Linked DNA regions of Homo sapiens: region 2 is linked to region 1. The links are chromatin contacts, found by Hi-C in ENCODE. All regions are on one chromosome and are shown on one strand. The core of a region is the stretch at or near the end of the contact, and the rest is flanking DNA. Distances in the headings are between cores, read along the strand shown. Region 1 holds the start of CRYZL1 (crystallin zeta like 1). Region 2 holds the start of TTC3 (tetratricopeptide repeat domain 3).

What was found. A loop is a pair of places that touch in the nucleus more often than their neighbours do. Pooled maps may share reads with other maps.
Region 2: a map of naive thymus-derived CD4-positive, alpha-beta T cell shows a loop between it and region 1 (17-fold over the local background). The contact joins the promoter of TTC3 here to the promoter of CRYZL1 in region 1. A Hi-C loop is called at or near these places in 1 of 168 maps with a recorded cell type or tissue (naive thymus-derived CD4-positive, alpha-beta T cell), 1 of 37 single-sample maps with no recorded cell type and 11 of 50 pooled maps.

What each region holds. Positions count from the first base shown.
Region 1 is chr21:33,640,315-33,644,341 of GRCh38, reverse strand. CRYZL1 (crystallin zeta like 1) reads left to right here and starts at 2,601. Exons shown (of 13, transcript NM_145858.3): 1 at 2,601-2,661. It overlaps ITSN1 (intersectin 1), which reads right to left and starts at 1,841. Exons shown (of 40, transcript NM_003024.3): 1 at 1,629-1,841. RefSeq lists silencers at 1,083-1,212, 1,533-1,632, 1,643-1,982 and an enhancer at 2,453-2,862.
Region 2 is chr21:37,070,661-37,074,815 of GRCh38, reverse strand. TTC3 (tetratricopeptide repeat domain 3) reads right to left here and starts at 1,562. Exons shown (of 46, transcript NM_001330683.2): 1 at 1,343-1,562. It overlaps PIGP (phosphatidylinositol glycan anchor biosynthesis class P), which reads left to right and starts at 1,745. Exons shown (of 5, transcript NM_153682.3): 1 at 1,745-1,816; 2 at 2,279-2,382. The coding sequence starts at 2,301. RefSeq lists silencers at 1,155-1,214, 1,435-1,754, 1,995-2,274 and an enhancer at 1,553-1,847.

The sequences.
Region 1 (4,027 bases), core at 1,352-3,851:
CCTCACTTCTTAATTTATATGACTTAAAAGTCCCTGGATTCTTTACAAACCCATCTGCACTAAGGATTTTTCTTTCATATGTATGTATTTTTCAATGTTTTTACTTACAAGGAAACTCCCATCAAAATAACGTTTCAAGCACACCAGTAAAAGAAATTTTAAACAGAAACATATTTTGTTCTCAGAGATAAACTAAGAAATAATAACTATGAAGGATGTTTAAGCTTCTGCACTCTCAACCTTAAAGTCATCTAAAAATAAAGGTATCCCAACAAATACATTCCTCCTATTCATATTTTGGGGGTTTAGAGTGGCACCATGCAAACCAGCTGGCCTGCTGGGTCCTGGCCCCAGTTCCTGCCCTCACATCCTGTCCACTACATAATCCATGAGATCTCTGTGCCTTTCTTTTCATCCGTTCCACGGGATTAGCAAAACTGCCTCCCCGCTGACAGAACTGAGAATTTCTAGAGGCATTTGTTTGTATGGGATTTGCTGTTATTATCTACCCTCTTCATTGGCCTTGCCTTTATTATCTGTACGTTTTGATCAAGAGGAGCAGCAAGAGAAGAATGCCAACAGACAAGCACAAAGAAACGCATCTGGCCGGAGCCTGCATGTATCTAAATTTCCAGGTTGCTGCTGCCCTCAGAATAGCACTGATGATGGCAAAGTTCTAGAGGAAACTTTCATATTGAAGAGGCTATAAAAATCTCTATAGCCTCCAACTCCACAGAGAAGCCGCTAATCTATTTCTTCCAAAGCAAAGCCTTCTTGAGTCTGAATCACAACAAAAGATTGCCCATAGGAAATGTAATCTCCGAAGTTGTTTTCTAATCCCAAGGCAAGCAGAAGCGCAGGAAGGTGCGGCCGATTCCTCGCCGGTTTCCTTTTTTTGGGAATTCGGATTGCATTCGTGCAAGCAAGGGACTGCAATTGTGTCTTGGGTCCACACCACAAAACCGTGTCGGTGCGTAAGAAGGGAAGGGACGCGGCGGACCCGGGGACGCGCTCACAGGGCGCGGAAGACGCTCCCCTTTAAATGCCTTCAGGGGCGGCCCCGCGGCGCGCCCTGGGGCCGAACGGCATTGCCTGCCCTTCACTGACCCAGGATTCTGCAGGCTTGCGAGCGAGGGGCCGAGGAAGGAGCCGGGGCTCCAGGCAGAGGCGGCGCCGCTCCCGCCAACGCGGGTCCCCGGGAGGCCGGCGGGAGGCGAGGCCGGGCCGCCCCTCGCCGGCGGCCGAGGGCAGCGAGGTCAGCCCGGGAAGGAGCGGCCGCCCGGGGTCCCCGCGAGAGGAGGGAGCCCGCTCGGCGGCGGGGCCGCGGCGCCCATTCATCCCCACGCCCGTCCCGCGGCCGCCACCCCACGGCCCACCGCGGCCCCCGGCCTCCCAGTGCGGGTCCGCCCGCCACTCCGCCGCCACCCCCGAGGACGGGAAGGACAAGGCAGAGGGGCAGCCGCTGCCGTCTCTCGGGCGCGCGGCGAGGGGCTAAGGGCGGCCGGGGAGACAAGCGCCGGGCGCGGGACGGATGCCCCGGGCAGCCATCGCGCAGACCCCCGCGCCGACCCCCGCCCCCGCTGCAGCCGCCCGTGGTCCAGGCCGCCGCCTTGCAGCCCTCTCCTCACCTCATCTCCGGGCGGGTCCGCGCTGCCGCCCCAGGGACAAATCAGTGCCGCTCACGCGCCGCTGGGAGGGACGCAGGAGCCGCAGCCCCGCACACCATCCCCGCCCGCCTCTCTGTCCGTCCCGGAGCCCGCTCGGGATTCTTCCTCGCGAGCCGCCGTACTACGGAGCAACCAAGCTACGCTCCCTCCCCTGGCGCCTCCACTCTTCTCTACCTCCTTCGCTCCCTCCCTCGCTCCCTCGCTCCCGCCTATCTCCTCATCTCCCTCCGCTGCCTCCCCCGCCCCCCATCCACCATCCATCTCCGCCCATAAGTGGGTGGGGAAACCGCCAGCCAATTGGAAGAAGGGGCCCGCACCTTCTCACCACCCCCTACCACTGGCCCCGCCCACCGTGCGAACCCAAAGAGGGTGAGCCAAAGAAATGTAAGACAACAGAGTGACAAGCCGAATGAGCCAATCAGCAGGGGCTGTGTGGGGGCAGGATTAGCACTCTCCCCCTCCTCCCCATGTAGGCGTAACAGGAGATTTATGGTCTGAGGTTGCCTATCGTGGTTTATGGAGATTTTGTTGCACGATTTCGGTGCATCTGCTCGTTGCCGTGAGAGACACTAGATAGGATGCACTTAATTGACTTAATTATTGGAGGTTTTCAAGGAGAGAATAATGTGGAAAGGAAAAAGGCGAAGCACAACCCAAAGGGGTTGGCCGGGCCTATGGTTGGAATGAGGAAGGGTGTGGTCTTCGGCTAAAATTTGCATAAAACGGAACCCATCCGGGCGATTCCAACTTCGCCCATTTATTGGTAGTCCTTGGGGCGGGGCCTCGCCTCTTTCTCCGCCCCCGAGCGGAACATGACGGGAGATGTAGTTCCGAGACCGGTTGCCATGGCGTTCTGGACAGCCTCGCGAGTCCGACCCCGCCCTTCAGGAGTGACGAGCGGCCTGACCAATGGGAGCAGGGGGCGGGCTCTCTGACGAAGGACTGGAAGGTGGCGGTGGTGAAGGTGCAGGCCGTTGGGGCGGCTCAGAGGCAGGTGAGCCCCGGGAAACGCGTCCTGTGTCTTGGGAAACGGGCCTTTAAGCGAAAGGTGGAGAGATGCCCCACAGAACCGTGCAGCCCTGGGGAGGATGGTGGTTCGCGTCGAACCCTAACCTGGGACTTGTTCGGGCCCAGGCCTAGCTTAGCTGAGGCCGCTGAGGGGTGGGTAAGACTAGATTTGAGGGACAGTTTCCTGGACCTTGACGGGTTTTGATTGTAGGTCTTATCTCAGTTTGCATCTCCCTCTACTTTTATGGAGGCAGAGGTCTGGGAGTGCCCTTCCACTTAATCTCCCAGGTTGGGTTTTTCTCCTCTGCTTCTTGTTCCTAGAATTTGAGTGTCTTTTTCTTTCTCTGTTACTTCTTCTCAGCCACTTCTTTCTTCCTCATCACTTTGCTGTTTTCGGAAAGCAGTTAGTAGTTATTCGCTGTATGTGGCTTTTGAGCCAGATCGGCCCTCTTCATTATGCTAAACGGCGGAATCATCTGGAGCGAGATGTAAGCATCGCCTTGGGATAGGTCTGGGTCGGGGCCGAACATCTGCGTTTCTAAGAAGCTCCCAGGTGCTGCTGTCCACGTTATGAGTAGAAAGGTTTTACCTGAACTCTGTCCAGTACAAATATAATGCGAGTCCCTTATGTCATTTTAATTTTGGGGTAGCTACATTTAAAAAGTGAAAAGAAACACGTGAAATTAATTTTAATTATATGTTTCATTTAGCCTAGTATATCTGAGACATTATCATTTCAACGCTTAAACAAATATTTAAAAATTGAGATTTTACGTTCTTTTCTTCGTATTAAATCTTCAAAATTAAATTAAAAAATTAATTCTTCAAAATTAAATCTTCAAAATCTGATGTGTATTTTCCACTTAACAGCGCATCTCAATTCCGACTAGACACAGTTGGAGTGCTCAATAGCCACCTGTGCTAGTGGCTGCTACAGTAGCCTACTGCAGAAATTAAAAGGTGGGAAAAATAAGGTTGCATTGACCAAACCCTTTGCAACTCTATGAGATGGGATTCAGAACTACTTTAGAGATTCTCTGTAATTGAGATGTGCCCAATTTACAGAAATAATAGTCAAAATAGCCAACATTTCTGAAAGTATGATGTTGCGCTGAGTGCTTTGCAGGTATTATTTAATCCTTATGGCAACCCTCTGAGATAACTGCTATTATTATCTAAGATATGGGATCTCAGGCCCAGAAAGGTTAAAATTAAGTAGCCCAAAGTCATACCGCTAATAAGTAGGAAAGCCCCGATTCAAACTCGGGTCAGTTATGACTTCTAAATCAGATCCCGCAGCCATTGCAGTGTATAATTACTACCTTTTATCACTAATTTCCCTTATCGATGCC
Region 2 (4,155 bases), core at 313-2,812, 3.4 Mb before region 1:
CAAAGACACCAAAACGCAGCCCTTGAGCGCAGAGCACGAAACCTTGAGCAATCGGAGCAGTAGCTGGGTCTCTAAGGGGTTTGAAGTTTCTTACCCTAGGTATCCTTATACTATATCCCATTTTCCTTAGGATAAATCGCAAATTTCTTGCAACAAAAAATGTCCTAACTAGAGTCGTAGTTATAAGGAAAAGGCTCTCTCCGGAGGAGTAAAATCTGTAAAATTTCTACCTTGTTTCCCTCGCCAGGATCTTGGGCAAAATGGAAAGAGATTTAGGTGAATGCCATAAAATACTCTATAAACCATTAAATATCATCAAGAACGCCTAAGGACCGCATCGCCCAGTAGGAGAGTGCATATATTTTGAAAGGTCTCTGCAACTGAGGGGGTTTTGGCGTCCAGGGCGCCACTGGAAAAGGCACGGCGCACTGGTACCAGCCCAAATTCACCTACGTCTCGGCTTCATTTTTTATCTTTGATCCCCCTATTCTGTCTCCTGAACAGGCTGGCTGAAGAGGCCACACTGGCAGCGTCAACACTGCGGAGCAGCTGGCCAGACTCGATCCTGTCCACCCCCCTTCCCATTAGCGTCTGTGGGAGAGAATGCTCAGAAAGAGGCGCGGGGGCGAGGGGAGCGGCGAGGTTACCCCCCTCCTGGGTCCGTTCCGTGGGGACAGGCCCTGGACTGGACTGCCAGTTCACACGAAAACAGGTGGCAACAGAGTCGTGACACGCACACACAGCAAGGGGTGTGCACGAACGTTCACGCTCACCAACGAAACCTGCACACAAGAGATACCCACTCGACAGAATTAAATCCGCACACAAGAGATCACGCACTCAACAGGACCCATGCGCAGACACTCTGCGTCACTCGGAGACACGCAAGGACGCACACTTGCGCGAGCAAGGCTCTAGGCGGGGGTCGCAATTGCAGAAGGCGCGGCCACGCGCGCTAGGGGACGCGCAGCCCACAGACAGGGGCAGTAACACAAAGGGGGGCCACCTGCAAGGCCGAGAGCGCCCACGCAGCCGCCAGGGAGCGCGGACACCGACACAAAAGGGGCGACGAGGCGACACGCGAGCGCCTCCACCCAGCGGAGGTGTCAGCCACGCACCGGCCGAGGCACGGGCAGCGGGGGGTTGCGCACAAAGGGACTACTCACACCCTCGCACCGGCATCCCAGGGCCTCGCTCGCGAAGGGGCACCAGACCAAGGGGGCAAACCCACTGGGGTAGGCAATGGCGGCCACACCCCCTCATCGCGCGGGACCCAACCCATGCAGACACAGTAGGCACCTCAGCGAGGGACGCGAGGAGACGCGCACACACCCACACTCACCACACACCCACGGAGGGGGTGTGGAAGGCCCCGCTCCCCCGGCATCTCGGCTGCAGCGGGACAAGGTGACACATCCGGGAGCCCGGCAGCGCGCCGGGTGTGCACTCACCCGGGCCCGCCGCCCGCGAGCCTCGGACGCGGGCAGCAGCAGCAGCAGCCGCCGCCGCCGCCGCCGCCACCTCCGGCCCTCCACGTCAGCCGACGGCGGGAGGGAGCGGGTGGCGGCGTTGAAGCGAGGTGCGTCACGTGGGCTGGCAGCGCGCGTGCGCAGTCGCACCCCACCGCCCCCTCCTTCGCCGTCGCGAGCCGCGGGATCACGCCCGCCCCCGCGCTCGCTGGCTCCCACCCGGGGAGGGTCGTTGTGCGCCTGCGCCAGGGTGGGGGTTGCCGTCGCGCCTAGGCCTTTCCCTCAGGTTTTCCTCTTCCCCACTGCGGCTCCCCAGTCGGCGCTTGCGCGGAGAACTCAGCGCTGAGGTGGCCGAGGTGTCGGGAGGGGCCTGGGTGGGCGTATGAAGGACCCGAGGTCGAGGGCCCCCCCATACCCCGCCTCGAATGAGAAATAGAAGTCTCCACGAATGGGCAGGGCCCGGGGCCTGGGCGCCGCGACCTAGTAGGCCCGCATGCTGGTGGGCGCCGCGCGAGCCTTGTTCCCTGCCCTCCCCTCCCACAGGGAGGCCACGCTTGCAGAGCTGGAGCGCGCGTCTATCGCCCCAGAACCCCCCTCCCTGCCCTATCCTCCGCCACCCCTTCTGTTGCGGGGCGCGCGCCAGCCTGGGTGTCTGTATGCGCTCGAGGCGGGGGCGCGGGTTGCGGACGGAGGCGCGGGAGGCGGTTCTGCGCGGCGGGGGCCGTACCCGCGGCGGAGCGAGGAGGCGAGAATGGATCAATGGTGCCACGGAGCACATCGCTGACGCTGATTGTGTTCCTTTTCCACAGATTGTCTAAAGCCCCAGGAAAAATGGTGGAAAATTCACCGTCGCCATTGCCAGAAAGAGCGATTTATGGCTTTGTTCTTTTCTTAAGCTCCCAATTTGGCTTCAGTAAGTACTTTCCTGATGGATGGCCAGGGGCTTTTTCTGGCGTTCAGTGACAAGGGAAGAATACATTGGTTAGACTGTGCACACATGAACTGTTGATTCTTTCTCCCTATGTCTCTTTTTAAGAAAATCTGAAGGGATCTCGTGTTTGCTGAGTGTTCCGTGTGCCAGCACTAGCCTAGGAGGTTTTAGTCTCTACAAATATTTATACAGCACCAGACGCGATGGCAAAGTGGATAAAGCCTGGTCCCTGCCCTTAAGGAGGTCGTGGTCTTGTGGAGGAGACAGATGGGTAAATCTACAGTTAATGCTCAGTGTGATGAGTGTCAGGGAGCACGGTGGAGAGACATTGAAACCAGACTGGAAAGTCAAGGCTTTCTACAGAGGCCTTTCCCCCTGGCACTGATGCTGATTAGGAAAGAGTAAGAGGGAGGGAAGAAGTGGAAAGGCCTTGAATGAGGGCGTGAGAGGGTTTGGACCCGAGGAGCTTGTGATGTCACCAGTGTGCCCTGCGGGATCTGGGGAACAGGAGAAGTAGGCCAGAGAAGTCGGGTTGAAAGGTGTGTCGTTTGCGTCCTGGATCTCCCTTAATTTAACCCCATAACATTCCATTTTACAGATAAGGAGACTGATGCTCACTAAGACACTAATATGCCCACTCACACAGCAAGTCCCAAGTCTCTCCCCAAAATGATTTGAGAATTTTGAGGCACACAAAAGGGAGAAAATTGAGTGCCCGTGATCCAACGTTCTGCAACTGTTTGGAAACCAGGAAAGTGGAGGAGTGGTAGTACTTCTGAACCCTAACTAAAATATATCAGCCTGCACCATCAGCACAGCTTGCAGATGAATGTAATGGCCAGGCTATTAAAACTGAAGTGAAGTGAAGAAGTTACAACTGAGTTCGAATTCTGACTCCTCCACAGATTAGCCATGTGAGCTGGGACCCTCAGCAAATTTTTTGAGCCTCAGGTTCCTTATCTGTAAAAGGGTAGTGATAATGATGGTTATTAAATGCTTATGACGCATGAAACAGTTCTATGGGGTAGGTTCTGTTATTACTGTCCTTTAAAGATGAGCATCCTGTGGTTTCAGTAACTTGCTCAAGATTGCAAAGCTACTAAATAAAAGCCTTCTAAATTTGAACCCAAATACACTGGCTGACTTCACTCTGCTGCCTCTTCTGACTGTTGTGAGGATTAACGGGGGTAATTTATGTAAAGCACGTAAAATAATGCCTAGGAACAGTTAGGGACTTAATAAGTGTTAGCTACTGATGTTATTGTTAGCACTTTTGTAAATCCTTGTTCAAAGAGTATGTCAAGGATTAGAAGCTATATGAATAAATAAAAGCAATCACTTTAAGGCTTAAATTCTGGCCGGCCTGGTGGCTCACGCCTGTAATCCCGGCACTTTGGGTGGCCGAGGCAGGCAGATCATCTGAGGTCGGGAGTTTGAGACCAGCCAGACCAACATGGAAAAACCCTGTCTCTACTAAAAATACAAAATTAGCCGGGATGGTGGCGCATGCCTGTAACTCCAGCTACTCGGGAGGCTGAGGCAGGAGAATCGCTTGAACCCGGGAGGCGGAGGTTGCCGTGAGCTGAGATTGCACTTTTGCACTCCAGCCTGGGCAACGAGCGAAACTGTCTCAAAACAAAATTAAATTCCATCATACCCACAACCAAAAAGTAATTCAAGTATTTATTGGTGCTTACCATGTGCCAGGCACTGTTACAGGCCAGGAAGGACCAAAACAGCCAAAAATGCCCTGCT